Regions from separate parts of the Homo sapiens genome. Here region 1 is linked to region 2. Evidence: read pairs that join two places in POLR2A ChIA-PET (ENCODE). Cell type or tissue: MCF 10A. All regions are shown on one strand. Links, peaks and the distances in the headings refer to the core of each region. The heading gives the core; the rest is flanking DNA.

Region 1 (8,339 bases), core at 19-8,018, 62 kb before region 2:
TTTCAAATGTTAATCTGCTGGATTAAATTTTGCAGAAATACCTGGTAAAGATATCTATATTCCATTACATGTTTTCCAGATGGTTGTCATCTGAGTACCAAGTATGACTACTGTCCCTCCCACTTCTTGCAACGATGCTCCAGGAAGCCTTTGGTTTTGTTTTCCATAACTACTTTTAGCTTAGTCCTGTTTACACAGTGTACTAGGCAGTGTTAAAACAGTGCCATGAGGTAAGGTGATCTCAAAATTACAAGTGACGATCAATGTAATCAGTACTTTATGTAAGTTTTATTTATACAAGTTATTATTATTATTTTTTACCTTGAGGGATGCTTTTAATCAGGAAAATCAGTATACCTAGAAGTAAGGGTTTTTCTAGGACAGAGCTGGCAATTTTTTTCTGTAAAGAGCCAGATAGAAAATATTTTAGACTTCGCAGGCCAGGCAGTTGTTGTTGCAACTACTCAACTATACTGTTTTATCCCCAAAGCAGCCACAGACAGTATGTAAACAAACAAGTGTGGCTGTGTTCCAGTTTTATTTACAAAAACAAGTGGTGGGCAGGATTGGCTTACAGGTATTACTTTGCAGAATGCTGTCCTAGGACACCAAAGACAATTAATCTTAACGGTAATAACCACATCTTGATAAATAATGTAAGCATTTAAAGGTTAAAATACTGAATGTCAATATCATGTCAAATTTAGTACTGGGAATCACCCTCAGTGGCAGGTACCAGAATACTTGCACTTAGAAAGAAAAACCTAAATTAAAGACAGCCGTACAAAGTCTTGGCACTGCCTCTGCGTTTGTTGCTAGTGGGTTACCTGTCTCCATCGGAATGTTCTCGTCGTCTTTCTTCTCCTCGCCTTTGTTAGCTGCTTGTTCTTCCTCAGGAACGATGCTGCTCTGACTGCGCTCAGCTTGCTCTGCGGCCTCCTTCTCCCTTTCCTCCTGCCTTTTGCGGGCCTGTTCCTCTGCCTGTGCAATCTCAGCTGCAATTTTCTCCATATCCACTTCTACTTTCAGACCGCACAACTAATCAGAAAAAAACAGAACTCCGTAATGTTTTTTCCTTATAATTTTTGAGCCAGATATATTCTTTCAAAAGTTGGTTTTCTTGCCTATAAACTATATATATATATCTATACACCTGTATGTGTGTGTGTGTGTGCCAAAAAAATGTGGTTCTAGGTCTTCTCTGAAACTCTTGGGTCTACAAGAAAAAACAGCAGCTCTAGCAGTTGTATAATATAGGATATTCCAGAGCAGCTGGTGAGGCAAAATAGTGAAAGTTCTGGGGTATACATAAGGCTTCCGTTTTACATTTTGGGCTACCAACTAGATTTCCTTGTCTGAATGCAAAGTGCAAATTATAAATTACATTTAATGACGACATTTGATGAATAAATCACAATAAAATGAAAGTAATTAATGACTGTATGGGAGTTTAACATATCAGAGGGCTCTAGCATTTACAGGCCTAGAAGATATGTGTATACTCTATGATATTTCAAATTTATTGCAATTTTGCCAGAGAATGGGAACAATCTTATAAAAAAAGGATCCTACAGGTTTATAATAAAGTTAGCCCTGTTTCAAAGTGAACAACATTCAATAAAAACACTATTTTGGAAAAAAGAATGAGGAAAAATAAAGTAACAGGTATAGTGATAAAAGTATAGTTAACATATTAAACAGATACCCTTTTAAGTTCATTGTTAAATGAATCTGTGCTTTCCAGGAATTTCCTCTTCTTCTCCTGGTGTCGTTCCTCTATTTGAAGAAGTTCAGCTTCTAGTTTTCGCTGCAAGACAGGATCAGGCTTCATAATTGTGTCTCATTTTTTAATGGTCCATACTTTCAAACAGTGTACCAAATAATGTTTTGAACTTTAGATCATTTATCACATGAGTCTAGCTAAGATTTAAAAAATACAAAATGCAGCACAAAGAAATGATTATGATCAATAGGTAAATGTTAAAGAATACTGTTTCAGGCCTGAGCAATTCCTTGGGAAAAAATATTTAGCATAGCAGTAAAGATTGATAGGATGCCTCAAAATTCTTAAGTTCACACGTATTTCTTAACGAATATACTTTCCATTACAAGGTTCTATATTATAGTTTTTAATGACAAACTTATTAAACATCTGGGAAAGGTCCACTTCCTTAAACCTCTTCTCCAAATCAGGAACAGGTTAGATTGACATATTTAACAGGTAGATTTAGGCATGGTGTAGGAATCATATCACCTGGGATTTGTGGTATAGGCACATCTTATTGAAATGAATGTTTTATGACTTTACCTGATGAACCATTAAGGACTGGACCTGCCGTTTGAGGACCTGCATTCTAGCTGTTGTGACAACTGACCGAACGTCTGGCACCACACTCTCACTAAGAATTTCACTGATGAGGCGGTGGTTTCTCTGGAAACGGGCGGTGGCTGTATGCTTCATTGAAAAGCCATCATCATAATCTGGAGTGAACAAATTGTTCTGGAAATCAGGTCACCAGTAACCATAAAAAGGAGTGTAACAATGTTAACACTTAATTACCAACGAACTATGGCCCTCACTGGCCTAACAAGTGGACCTGCCCAGCGTCATGGGAGCACTGGGGCAGTTACTTGATAAAAACCATACAGAGGACGTAATGTGTTCATTGGCCAAGGTAGTAATTTATCTCACAGTCTTTAAGTGATAATGTTGTGTCTGAGAAGGATTTGGCTAAAACATAAACGAGATACAACATGTCTCTTCTGGCTTCGGAATCAATGTGAAGGCTGTATGTGATGGCAGTAATTGAAATTCTGCCCAATGTTTCACTCTCTTGGTAGTAACTTAAGGCATTTAACAACTAATGAACAACATATGAACTGGGCAGTGACTTTGTCACTTGTAGCACTTTAAAAATGAATGAAAATGCCCATTTGTAAAATTATGACAGCAGAGAATACATCACCTCTAACAATATTCAGTTTCCCAGGCCCTCAAGTAATTTTATAGAAGAAAAATAAATGTCTGATTCCAAATTTAATTTTTGTCAGTTTACACTTAGCCAGCTGTTGTCAGTGTGTAATGGTATGACCCAAGTTCATACAGTATGGGTCTGGTTTATATGCTTCTGTTTCGTTTTGAGACAGAATCTCCCTCTTGTTACCCAGGCTGGAGTACAGTGGCCCAGTCTCAGCTCACTGCAACCTCCACCTGCCAGGTTCAAGTGATTCTTGTGCCTCGGCCTCCCAAGTAGCAGGAATTACAGGCGCATGACACCACGCCCGGCCAATTTTTGTATTTTTAGTAGAGATGGGATTTCACCATGTTGGCTAGGGTGGTCTTGAACTCCTGACCCCATGTGATCTGCCCATCCTGGCCTCCCAAAGCGCTGGGATTACAGGTGTGAGCCACTGCACACACACTACAGGCTTATTTTTAATAGCTATCTAGTGTTTCCTTAATCTCAGTCTTTGCTCTATCACCTTCATAGTTTTTCATATATCTACTAACAGCCTGTACTATCGTTTACTTAATATTTTTCTTTAAACTAACTCACTTAAAAAAAAAAAGAGCTTTCTCTTTAGTAATACATATTAAAACAAACGCTCCTCTCTGAACCACTTAATCACCTCAGTGACCCACCAGACAGGGAGGAACCACACTTAAGAAAACCTTGTTACAGGGGAAACCCTGTTACAGAGGCCTATGTTGCGCTGCTATGTCAGTTTAGCACCTCCCTTATTGTCTGGCACTTAAGTAGTTCCTAAAATTCTCATTATTATAAATACTACAGCTAAAAACTGTTGTTTTTGTAAAAAGTTAAAAAAATTACTTTTGTTTCCTTTTGAGTAATTTCTTTAGGAAATAAACTTCTGAAATTAAAACTACTGGGTAAGATACAGTTTTTTTAAAACTCTGTAACCTTTCTACTTTTTAAGAGTTTTTCACCTTTAGGGTTATATATGGTACATCTGTGCTACATCTGTCTAAGTTATCTGTTTTTGTTGTTAGCTTTTGTTTTCTTCTTTCATTTATATGGCCCCAGTGTTGACCACAGATGGGGACATAAGGTCTAAGCAATTTGGGCTTGTTCTTCTTTGCATGTTAGTCGTCTGCTTCCTTTTTTGGGGGAATGGCTTCTCTGGTTATGATCTAATTGAACAGCTATTTATCCTATGATGAAGAGGCTCTCACTGAATAAAAGCCTTCATTGTCTTGTGTGGATAATTGCACATGCCCTCTTTTTTTTTTCTTTTTTTTGAGACTGGTTATTGCCCTGTCATCCAGGATGGAGGACAGTGGCATGATCATAGCTCACTGCAGCCTTGAACTCCTGGGCTCAACTGATCCTCCTACCTCAGCCTCAGCTGGAGTAGCTGGGACTACAGGCACAAGCCGCCATGCCCAGCTAATTTTTAAGTATCCTGTAGAGATAAGGTCTTGCTGTGTTGCCCAGGCTGGTCTCAAACTCTTGGCCACAAACGATCCTCCTGCTTCAGTTTCCCAAAGTATTGGGATTACAGGCGTGAGCCATGGCGCCTGGCAATGTCTATCTTTTGATAGTCCTCTGTTAAAGAAGTCAGTAGCTGTTGTACTTCATGCAGATGCCACCTTTCTGTTATGTACATTTGACATACATTTCCACCTCCCAAGTATTCCTCTTTCTAATCATTTTCGTACTGGTATGCTAAAGACATTCTCATATTGGCATCTTAATTGCTACCTGAATTTACTAGCAACTTTAAGACCCAATCTGAAAGTTAAAAACATCATAGGCCCAAGTTTCAGACTGTTTCTGAGTGAATCTCTTTAGTCCTTCTCAGTGTTCATGGTGTTAATGAAAGCTTTAGTTATTTTCTACTTACGTTGCTAGCCTTTGTTTCCTCTTGTACTGACCTCCATCCTCCCAATATCTGTAGACTGGATTGTCTTCTGATTTTTAGTTCTGTATGTTTCTCTTGCATTAATCACCCCATTTGAGTAATTAAAGTGTGAGGATGCTAGTGTGTCTTTAGCACTGCTGATTCTGCTTAACATTCAATACTGTTTCTATTCCATATTCTATTCTCTATAGTATTACATTCCACTGTCTGTATTTATGAGAACATTTGACAATATTCCAGTACATTATTTTTAAAAATGACTTCTGTTTTTCCCCACTTTTATCAACTTATTCTTGTCTTCAGGTACTATTATTGCTTCCTCCCTCATTGATATTGTCTTTAAAGTTCTTATAGCCTTCCTCTTTGTTACTGCTACTTTAAGATGGGATCTTAAATCATTTTCCTGATGTTCTTGTCGCTTGCAGCTAAAGCTTCTAACCTTTTGCACATCATAGCAGTATACAGAGAAACTATTAATGTTTATACAGCACACTAGATATGTGGTTGAGTGTGTTCACACTGCAGGTGGCTATCTCTGGGTCTCCTCGCAGCTTCAGACCCTGCCTGGCTGCACAAGACCAGAACAATCAGAACACCTGCTAACTACTCATACAGAATGGCAATTAGGAAGCTCTGCCATTCGTGTGCATGTATACAATTTGTATGGGTATACCCTCATGTACACCCATACAAATAGTAGCATGAGCTATATTTATACATTCTTATTGGATTTCTGAATTAAATGGAAAGGAAACTTCATGTTTCCACATACTCATTAGCTTCTCCCTTAAGAGCCTTTAATTCAGCGAATTTAGTGAACCAATAAGAAAACAAGATATAATTAGAATGCATTTAGCTTTTTAAAAGCAGATGAGGCAAAATCCTGATTGTGATTTAAAAACCTTTCGTGCATTTTGAGTACAAAGATTTTGATAAACAATCAATAATTTTTGCTATTTTCTGCACTGAAAAGGATATTTCTTTTTCTTGTGGGAAATTCACATACAAATCTTACTCAATATAACCAAAATACTAAGACGATACTTAAATTATACTTTCTTTTCCATTTAGGATAAGAAATAAAAACTTATACTTAAGAGATTTCTCATATCTTAACTCACAGAGAAAGCATAAACAAAACCCCACTTTTTTTCTTTTACCATCTGGATCTTCAGCAGGCTGAATGCTCATGTACGGTTCTCCTTTCTCCATGCGAGATTGTCTCTGTCGACTTTCTTCCTCTAAAGCAGCTTCTGCACGACTTTTTGCATTTATGTAAGCAAGGTACGCGGGGGAATTATGATAGGCCTTCATAGATTCATTGTACTCTATCTGAAATTCAAATGTTTTTTGGTTTTATAATTAACATTTTGCAGGTTATAATGCAGACCTATGTTATCTCACTTGAATATCAAAAGATATGATGTAAACAGGGTGTTGGGATAATTATCTCCTTTTTACAGGCAAGAAATCTGAGGCCTTGAGAAACTGACTTGACTCAGGTAGACAGAGCCTCAGTACTGCATCAGTGTTCTGACCAAATCTTATGTTACTTTTATAAATAGTAAGCCAATGTTTTATGTACTTTACACATTATCTATCCCACTGTGAGCCCCTACCCTACCTTTTCTGCTTCGTATTCGTTTAAATATTCTTGTTTTTCTTCATCAGTGAGATCTCGCCACATGCCACCAATAATCTTGCCAATCTCCCACAACTTTAGGTCAGGGTTGGAAGCCTTTACTTGGTCCCAGACCTTAAAAAGAAAACAGATGAAATGTTAATACTGATGTCTAAACGTATAGACCTTTAAAAATAGTTTTTAATGTGGAAACTTTTCAACATACAAAGCAGAGAAAACAGTATCAAATTTCTAGGTACTCATCAGCCTACTTCAAAAATTATCAAGAACTGGCCAATCTCAAGTTATCTTTGCCCTACTGGATTACTTTAAGATAGATCTCAGACATCACGTCACTCACTTATAAATACTTCAATTTGATAAGCAAGAATATCTCCAATCACTACAGACACTTAGGATGAGTTACTTCAATAACATAGTCTACGTCTCTAAAAGTTCATGTGAATTTAGAAGAAAAGTGCTTAATTTGCATAACACGGTACATCATATTATCAAATACAAATATAATAGTCAAGATCAAAAGGTTTAACATTTCTAGATAGTGGTTATAATGCTCTGCCTTTTAATAAAGATATTGGCTACTTTTTTTATTTTAAGAGTAATGTAGGCTCATCACCAAAAAAAAAAAAAAAAAAAGGAAAACTTGAGGAAAAGAAAATAAAAACTACCATAAGCTTACTGCTTAGAGATAATTATTGTCTTCTGTGTTTTCCCCCTTCAAACTAACATGTGGTTGCTATTATTTTTATAAAAATGAGATATTAATTCATGTAGTCTTGCAGTCCTCCTTCACTTAACATTTTCCTCACGTCATTAAATATTCTCCAAAAGAAATGACTTTAATGGCTATAGAACATTCTATCTTAAGGATTTTAACAGTTTATTTAATCACGCTCCTCTTGTTGGATTTTAGTTCTGGAATTTTGAAATCAGAACTAATTGCTTTAAAAACCGTATTTTTTTGGACCTTTCCTCTGAATATGCACAGAAAAGCTGGCTAAGCCGATCTAAAGTTGGATGTTAAGCAAAGAAGCAGCAAAGACAGTGTCCTCACTCCTTACCAGGTCCTAAGCACCTACCTTTCTGCTGTACCTCATGTAGGGCATCAGCGGCTTATCTGGTGGCTTTGGGGGTTTTGGAATCGTGATACCAGAGGATGCCTACGAAAGAGTTAAATACATTCATTATTCAACTGTAAGGAGTTCACTGGCAAACTGAAAAGAGAGTCCCTTAAAAAATTCTAATGCGCCTTTCTTCTATTCGTCCAAATATTTTCTTCACTGAAAATAGCTATCACTGCAAATTCAGAAATGTTCAAAAGAAAATGACTTTAAGCACATAATTTTTAAATGTTTTACTTAGCAGTTTATTGCCAATGCTTTGACAACCTGGCTGCAAGAACAAATAAAATATTACACAGTAACCCATACATTGAAAATATATGGTTATATATCAACCGTCTCAAGTTCAGGACATTACCTGGTACCCTCTTATTCTGCTCAATTACCATTACACATACAGTCAACACTTGATTATCTGCAGCAGGATCTGAACCCTTAACACTTACCATTCTCACACTGTCTACAGGGGCCTTAACCTATTAGCACTAGGAATGTACTCCCAACACCACCACAAAAACAACTTCCCAGGTTCAAAAACAAAAACAATTAGTGAAATAACAAACCACCTTACCTCCTTTGCCAGGCTAGAGATTTTATTTCTCTTAAGGTTCTGTCTGTTACCTAGTGGTTTTCTTGTAAAGGGGAATGAGAAGTGTGAATTAAAAGTCACACATTGTTTTGTCCTGAGTCCT
Region 2 (8,339 bases), core at 298-8,297:
TGTTAGACAATATTAAAAAATTTACAAAGCCCAGAGGTCGTCTTCCCCCAGCTCTTGGCCCTTCTGTTTAGTTTTGCATGTCATATTCTAGAGAGAATATTTAATAGCAAATATGTTAACTACATCCGAAACACCTGGCCCATATAATGAAGAGTATGGAAACAATGCCAAATGAGGCATGGCTAAAGAAATTAGGATTTTTGTCTAGAAAAGAGGAGACACAATGGCCATTTGAAAATAGCTCTAAAGGGCTAAACCAGAATCAAAGAGCTGGAAGTTACACAGGGAGACAGATTTGGAAACGAAGACATTTCTAACATTACACCTGTTCTTAAATGAAATGGACTGCCTTACAAAGTCATGATCTTTCCAAGCTCCAGGGACCTTCAGCCACAGACTGAAGACCTAGAATAATCTTTCAGGGACAATTTCTGTTCTGGGTGGGAGGTTGGAATAAAAGTCACCACCCAACTCTTTAACATTCTGGGAATTTTATGTTGCTATGATTGTAATAGAAATCACAAAGCAATGATATTGAATCTTCATAGAAAATTTGGATGTGGAACAGCCAGTGGGGCAAGCAAAGTTACCTCATCTTGAATCGGTGTAACAAAGCCCTCATTTGCATAAAACCCATCATGGAGATTTAAAAGTCTAGTGTCTTGGTCTTAGTCAAACTAATAAAAAATCACATGAAGCAATTTATTTAAAATTAATAAAGATCATACGAAGCAATTTATTTACAGACACCTGCAAGCTAAAAGCAGAGTGTGTCTAAAGATGAAAGTGTTAGAATTAATTAACAAAAGTTGTGATAGTTATGGAAAAGCTCTTTCCACAGGTCAGTAAATTCTGGGCATTAATCATTTCAGTTATGAATTGCACAAGTAGAGGGTTTTCAAGGATGAGAGAGGATGCTTGGAAATGTGATTACATTTCTCAAAATATATGTTAATTTTTTAATAAAATTCTTTGCAGAGGATCACCTCACCACCTTATTGTTATAAAAATTTTAGAATGGCTCTTGCTTAGAATTACATATCATATGTACTTTCTGCACATATAAAGTTGGTTTTTGGCCAGGCGTGGTGGCTCATGCCTGTAATGTCGGCACTTTGGGAGGCTGAGGCAGGAGGATCACTTCAGGCCAGGAGTTGGAGACCAGCCTGGGCAACATATTGAGACCCTGTCTCTATTTTTATTTTTAAAAAATTGGTTTTCAATGAAATAGTTTCCTCCAGTTGCTACTACTGTGAGATTATGAAGCTCATTTCAAGATGCTCCTGTCCTGCTTAGAAAGCTGGTCTTCCCCTGGTTTTGCCCTTAACTTGAAATCCAGCTTCAGTTTTAGTGGCCAAAGGGCCATGTGGTAGCCTGCTTTATATCTGAACTCAGACCAATGGGTATCTTTTTTAGTTCTTCTGGTCTCCAATGTCAACAGGTTTCTCCTGTCTACATAGATAGAAAACTGTTCTGGAAATTTTGAAGCCTCCCTGTTTAGGCGAGGGAGAAGCAGTTTTGGAAAAATGAAAAAAAAAAAGTACTTTTGGGGGGTACCTCTCACAGAAATAGGCCACTTGGTGAGTCTAGGATATGAAACTACAGAACTTCACTTATTTTGGTAGAGTAGAATTCTAGCTCATGGAATTAGGAGATGGAGCTTTAACTTGTAATTTTTCCACTTTATTTAAAGGGAGAGGCCTTTAAATAAATGACCTCTCCCAGCTTTATTTTCTTCATCTATAAAATGGGAACAGTAATACCTACATCAGAGAGTTTGTGGATTAAGTGAAATAAAATGTAAACATAGATACAAAGTGTTTATATACATAACACGTGCTTATGAAATATAAATTCCTTTTGCCCTCCTGTTTTTTCTCCTTTGGATTGCTCAAAAAGTTATTCTGCTCGACATCACTTATTATAGAAACATCTACATAGGTTAATTATAGACATTAATTTATTGTAATGCTTTTACATCACAGGTGGAACCACATAGAGCTACACTTTCTCTAATTTTTTTTTTTCTTTTTGAGACCAGGTCTCACTCTGTCACCCAGGCTGGAGTGCAGTGGTGCCATCACAGCTCATAGCAGCCTCAACCTCCTGGGCTCAAGCGATTCTCCTGCCTTAGCCTCCTGAGTAGCTGGGACTACAGGCACATGCCACCAGTACCAGCTAATTTTTGTATTTTTTTGTAGAGATAGGATCCTACTATGTTGCTCAGGCTGGTCTCAAACTCCTGGGCTCAAGTGATCCTCCCGCCTCAGCCTCCCAAAGTGCTGAGATTACAGGTGTGAGCCACTCCCGTAATCCCAGCAAAACCCCATCTCTACAAAAAATACAAAAATTAGCTGGGCATGGTGGAGCACACCTGTAGTCCCAGCTACTCAGGGGGCTGAGGTGGGAGGATCGCTTGAGCTCAGGAGGTCTAGGCAGCAGTGAGCTGTGATTGCACCACTGCACTCCAGCCTGGGTGACTGAGGCATGCAATGCACATCCTATCGCAATTTTGTTATAAGCTCGCATGTGCTTATAACAAAGCACATGTTATAAGCTTCATGTTCCTTGTGGTTCTGTCAGCAAAATAACTTCATCATGCCCCCTCTCTGGAAGTCCAAGCTTTGTACACAGGATACCTCTGGGCTTGTCCCTTACCTGCTATTTAAGTGCTAACTTTTAAAAAAGTGGTTGAACTATTAACATTTGCTTCTTTCCTGCATTATCATTTCATATTGACATTGATATTACAAATGAGTACTTTGTTTTCAGAAGGGCTTGATCAATATTTTCTGTTACCCAAGTGTCATATCTCAGCCACTGAAAAGTTTTTAAAGTGGTTTATTACTTGTAGTATTTTGTTCCTTGAGGAGGTTGTGTGGATAATATTACTTGAGCTTCATTTTGGGTGATTTATATTCACCAGTTTGTCTCCTCCTGGGTGAACACTGTCTAATTCCACGAAGTCGTCAAGCCAGTTTAGGCCACTTTCCTTAGAGCTTCAAATACTTTAGCCGTTTACTCTGAGCTGCCTGCTGTGAACCTTGTTTCTTGTTTGTCATCTCTGTGAGGATGGATGCCACGTCGACCATTCTCATCATTCTTGTGTATACTTCCCTGAGGTGAGAAAGAAAAAACAACCCTGTGAATCTCTGGATTAAAAGTCAACGGGTGAAAACCCATGTGCGAGGCTGGGTGCGGTGGCTCACGCCTGTAATCCCAGCACTTTGGGAGGCCGAGGTGGGCGGATCCCAAGGTCAGGAGTTCGAGACCAGCCTGGCCAACATGGTGAAACCCCGTCTCTACTAAAAATACAAAAATTAGCTGGGCTTGGTGGCGCGTGCCTGTAATCCCAGCTACTCAGGAGGCTGAGGCAGGAGAATCGCTTGAACCTGGGAGGTGGAGGCGAGATCGCGCCGCTGCACTCCAGCCTGGGCGACAAGCGAGAGACTCTGTCTCAAAAAAAACAAACAAACAAAAAAGAAAGCCCATGTGCATGTGGGCATGAGCTCTCCCTTCTTACAGTAAATCCACTCTTAGAAAAAAGAAATGTGTTCCTCTCATTCAAAAGTTGAGGCTGAATGCAGTCGTTCATGCCTATAACCCCAGCCCTTTGGAAGGCCGAGGTGGGAGGATTGCTTGAGCCCAGGAGTTTGAGACCAGCCTGGGCAACATAGTGAAACTCCATCTCTACAAAAAATAAACAAAATTAGCTGGGCATGGTTGCCTGCAGCTACTCAGGAGGCTGAGGTGGGAGGATTGCTTGAGCCCAGGAAGTTGAGGCTGCAGGTGAATCGAGATGGCACCACTACACTCCAGCCTGGGCAACAGAGCGAGACCCTGTAACAAAACAAAGCAAAAAAATTGCCTGGAGAGCTGAACTTTAGGGTCTCACAATAAACATATTCCTATTGTAGAGTTTTAAAATAATTTTAAGGCAAGTAATAATGTATGAACACCATGTCCTTAACTTTTTATTCAGCACTGTAAATACGTTTTATGATCCAAAATGGTTGAATAGTTTCAGTTTTCAAAATTGAACATGCCCTTAACAACACATTCTATTGTGTCTCAGTGTTCTGGTGTCTATGATTGGGCCTTTTCTATATTTGTAAACAATCATTCAGTACAAACGCAGCATCTTAACGCATGACAAGGAAGAACAGATGAGGGTTTTCACCTCGAGATGACTTTCAGAGTAGCCTTATACTTTTGCCTTGACATGAAAATAGTACTAGCCATGAACATAGGTCTCAGGTGGCCAAAATCCACAGCTAGAAGGTTAGACTTGAGAAGACCCACAGAGAGAGGCTTCGCTGATGTGGCCGGGATGGCTTAGGTTCTGCAGGCTGCTTACGGCAGATTTCCATTTCTGCTCTTGAGCTATGAATCCAGTTGGATGAGCTGGTTCAGACTTTTAGTATTTCAGCAGAGAAGAAGCATTCAGGGTTTTATTTATTGTAATGATTTGATGGTGGAAAACAGCTTTGACTTAAGCAACTTAACATTGCTCTTTTTCTTTGAGTAGTGGTTTAATGTTTATTCTGTGGTTAGCTATTAACCTTATTCTGTGGTTAGCTATTTAAGCAGAAGTCATAATGTACCCAGAGGTTCATTTTAAGTTTTATTCAATGTGCCCAGAAGATGAAAAACTACATGTTTTGATGATAGGTTTGATATGCTCACACAATTCTTAATTGGTTTTATATTGGAAGATACATGTTCAGATTTGTCCTTTTATAACTTTACATTTGGCTTTTTATGCCACGTCCCGTGTTCTTTCCTTGAGGACTGGCTTGTAGAGTTGATTCTCTAATTTGTGATATGGGCATATTAAATTCCTTGATTGAGAAAGCCCTTAGCCAGCCTGGGTTGGTGCTATGCCTGGTTCTTCCTGGGGCCCGTACCACCTCCTACCCAATCTTAACAGGTTTCATCATCCCAAACAAGACAAGACAAAGCCATGTGGCCTCAGGGATACTGTAGAAATGAAAGAATAGGGCTATGACCACCAACGGGATGAAAGATCTTAGCAGTGGAGACTGGGGAAAAGAAACACCAGCTTGGCGAAGTGGCAGGTTTTGGCTAAAGATGTGGCTAGATTTGGCAGGGGAACAAGTGCCTGAGGATCTCTTCTCTTTGGGGCTTTCAAGGTTTCAGGAAATCAGATTGCCATATCACATAGCCAATCTTATTTCCCAAGACTCTTTTTTGGCCCCTGTCCTAAATGTCCTGTAAACACACATGTCTGATTCCTATGTCACTTCTGATGCAGATTGTGAAATCAAGTCTTTACTATTAACAGCTTTTTATTGCTTGCTGTCTTCTTTGTGTTTTAGCTCTTCTTCTCTGCTGAAATGTGAGCTTTTTGAAGTAGGAGGGAGATTTTGAGTTTCTTTTTTATCTTATAAAATATCGAGTTCAGTGATGGACATATATAAACTAGACATTAATTATAAGTTGATTATTAAAATAATCACATCCTTCTTTGTGGGCTAAGCCGTTGACACGGTAGTCTAATTTCAGCTATCATGCCACTGAGTTCTTATGTGATGCCATTAAAAATGCCCACATTAAAAAAATGACTATAATCTGAATTGTATAAAGAAGGTAATGTGATACCCTACCTCGTTTTAACCTGATTGTCTCTCTTAGCTGAGAGAGCCGGACAGACTCCATTTTTGTTTCTTCACTTGCAGCTCCCCTCCCTTAAAGGCATAAGTAGTGCAAGCTGACTCCGAGCACATCCAGGAATGCGCTTACTGATGAGATATCGAGGCAAGCTAAATCAGCAGTTCCTGAGGACGCGCTTGGGGGATGGCACCCAAAGCCCCTGCATTATCTCTTTGTGATAGTTTGAGCCCCTGCACCTGGAACTGTTTACTTTTCTGTAACTGTTTCTGTAACCAATTAATCTTTCTTAATTGGTTTGCCTGTTCTGCTTCTGTAAAAATTGCTTCAGCTAAACTCCCTCTCCCCTATTTAGACCACGATATAAAAAGAAATCTAGCCCCTTCTTCGGGGCCGAGAGAATTTTGAGCTCTAGCCGTCTTGTTCGCCGGCAATAAAAGGACTCCTGAATTAGTCTCAGAGTGTGTCATTTCTCTATAACTCGCTCAGTTACAACAGTAAGATATAAAGAATGAACTGACATTAGTAATATAGTCATGCAGCTAGATCATACTTGATAGCTTCCTTCCTAGGTAAAATACTTTTTAAAAAAATAAGTAATAATTAACTTGCAAAAGTAAATTTATTGAAGCATAGAAACAATTAAAGCAAAGTTGTTAATTCAGCTATTTCAAGAGCATTCTAATGAGGAAATAAGAAGATGCAGAAAAGTTGGCTAGTCATCCATTTCTGGACTGAAGCTTTTCCTGAAATTATCCAGAAAGATGCCTAGATTGATGCCATTTCTTCGCTTGTGTCCTTCTTGATTTTTTTTTCTTTGAAAGACACTTTTGTTGATCTGGAAGTTCCTTATTTAACTTTCACCTCAGAAATACTGCTGACTTGAGACGAGACAACCTTGCCATCCACCAACTCCTCTACGATAGTCTTAGTCACTCTAGTCTTGCTTGAATCTGAAAATCATGGGATTGCAATGTCAGTCTGGAAACTCTCACAGAAACACAGAGCAAGAGAAATTCAATCACATGCATTCAACGTGTTCTGTCTGGGTAAGATTATGTAAAAAATAGCGGACTCTTTTAGTATGACAAGCAAAGTATGTCTTCACTTTTAAATTACAGAACTATTATCAATATTAAAAAAAGTCTACCTCGTCCTTGACCAGAACAGCTTCCAGATCTTGAGTCACCAGATACCAGATCCCTGGATCCCATGTTTACAGATCCTGAGTTTCTACCACCAAATTCTGCAAAACTAGAACCACTGGAGAAAAAAAGAATTATGTTTTCCTTTGCAGTTTGCAAAGGCAGGAGAAAGCCTCCGCCCCGGGGATTCTTCATGATGAAGTTTTGGATGTGTTTATGTGTTTTAATTGGATTGTGTCTGCTGCTTTTTTGTTCAACCTTGCACTCCTGGGCTCAAGTGATCCTCCTGTCTCAGCCTCCCCAGTATCTGGGATTATAGGTGTGCACCACCATGCCCAGCTAATTTTTTTTTTTTTTTTTTTGAGACAAGGTCTCGTTCTATCACCCAGGCTGGAGTATAGTGGCATGATTACAGCTCACTGCAGCCTCAGCCTCCTGAGCTCAAGTGATCTTCCCGCCTCAGTCCCCTGAGTAGCTGGGACTACAGGTGTGTGCCACCACGCCTGGCTAATTTTTGTATTTTTAGTAGAGACAGGATTTCACCATGTTGGCCAGGCTGGTCTCGAACTCCTGACCTCACGTGATCTGCCTGCCTTGGCCTCCCAAAGTGCCGGGATTACAGGCATGAGCCACTGTGCCCAGCCTCCAGCTAATTTTTTAAAAATTATTTTTTGAAGAGGAAGGGGTTTTGCTATGTTGCTCAAGCTGGTCTTGAACTCCTGGGCTCACGTGATTCTCCCACCTCAGCCTCCCAAAGTGCTGGGATTACAGGCCTGAGCCACTGCACGCAGCCTGTGTCTGTTACTTTATTACTCTCTATATATACAAGTCTAAGCCCTGAGTCCCATTTTGGTTTTATAAAATAAATTCACTAAGGTATGCATTTTAGTTTGTTCATGACTTTGGTTTACCCTCCCTCTCCATCGAGCAGGCGGCGGTAGGTCTCGATCTCCACCTCCAGGCGTGTCTTGATGTCCAGCAATTGCTTGTACTCTGCGTTCTGGCATTTAGTCTCACCCCAGATCTGGCAGATCTCCTCCTCCAGGGCACTGATCTGCGTTTGAATTTCTGACAGCTGAGCCACGTAGCCAGCTTCTGTGTCAGCCAGGGTTCCCTCCAGGGAGCTTTTCTAAGAGAAAAAGCAAATAAAAAATTCATGATGAAAATAAATCATTGGATGATTTTTTAAAAATGCAATTTTATGTGGCACTAGAAGTGCACCTTCGCCATATAACCTATATTGTTATATCATTGCTTCTTTAATTTTGGTTGGCACTTCTTTTTAAACTAAATCTTTTATGCAAAATAGAGTACATTATCTTTAACTTTTAATGCTTTCTATAATCATAATGCAGTTCTCCTTAACACTGCCTTTTTTATGTGCCTAGTGAACCTCTTGGCAAAGAAAGAAAACTGCATTTGCTTAACTCCCTGTTGGAAAATGTGAAAAGCTATTTGCACATACCATGGCCAGTTGGGACTGAAGCTCAATTTCCAGGGCTTGCAGGGTACGTTTTAGTTCTGTTATCTCATTCTTGGCAGAAGTGGCTGCCCCAGCATCAG

The links. ChIA-PET counts read pairs that join two places held together with the same protein. Peaks named below come from ENCODE experiments on the same cell type or tissue, not always from the same donor. Only the 100,000 strongest peaks of a DNase experiment are listed, where the experiment ranks them.
Region 1: POLR2A ChIA-PET joins it to region 2 with 10 read pairs; 12 of 35 experiments call an interaction of 5 or more read pairs at or near these places.

The regions. Positions count from the first base shown.
Region 1 is chr17:40,629,887-40,638,225 of GRCh38, forward strand. It overlaps SMARCE1 (SWI/SNF related BAF chromatin remodeling complex subunit E1), which reads right to left. Exons shown (of 11, transcript NM_003079.5): 5 at 7,606-7,686; 6 at 6,509-6,640; 7 at 6,045-6,216; 8 at 2,309-2,481; 9 at 1,706-1,807; 10 at 828-1,038. Among named protein-coding and RNA genes, the nearest start is that of SMARCE1, 14 kb to the right of the region's middle. In MCF 10A, for the core only: no CTCF peak of the experiment used is centred there; no DNase peak of the experiment used is centred there.
Region 2 is chr17:40,691,757-40,700,095 of GRCh38, forward strand. It overlaps KRT24 (keratin 24), which reads right to left. Exons shown (of 8, transcript NM_019016.3): 5 at 8,242-8,339; 6 at 7,688-7,905; 7 at 6,782-6,894; 8 at 6,235-6,584. The coding sequence ends at 6,481. LOC105371775 (a long non-coding RNA gene) reads left to right here. Exons shown (of 4, transcript XR_934751.2): 4 at 5,700-6,084. Among named protein-coding and RNA genes, the nearest start is that of KRT24, 7.8 kb to the right of the region's middle. In MCF 10A, for the core only: no CTCF peak of the experiment used is centred there; a DNase peak (open chromatin) is centred at 5,095.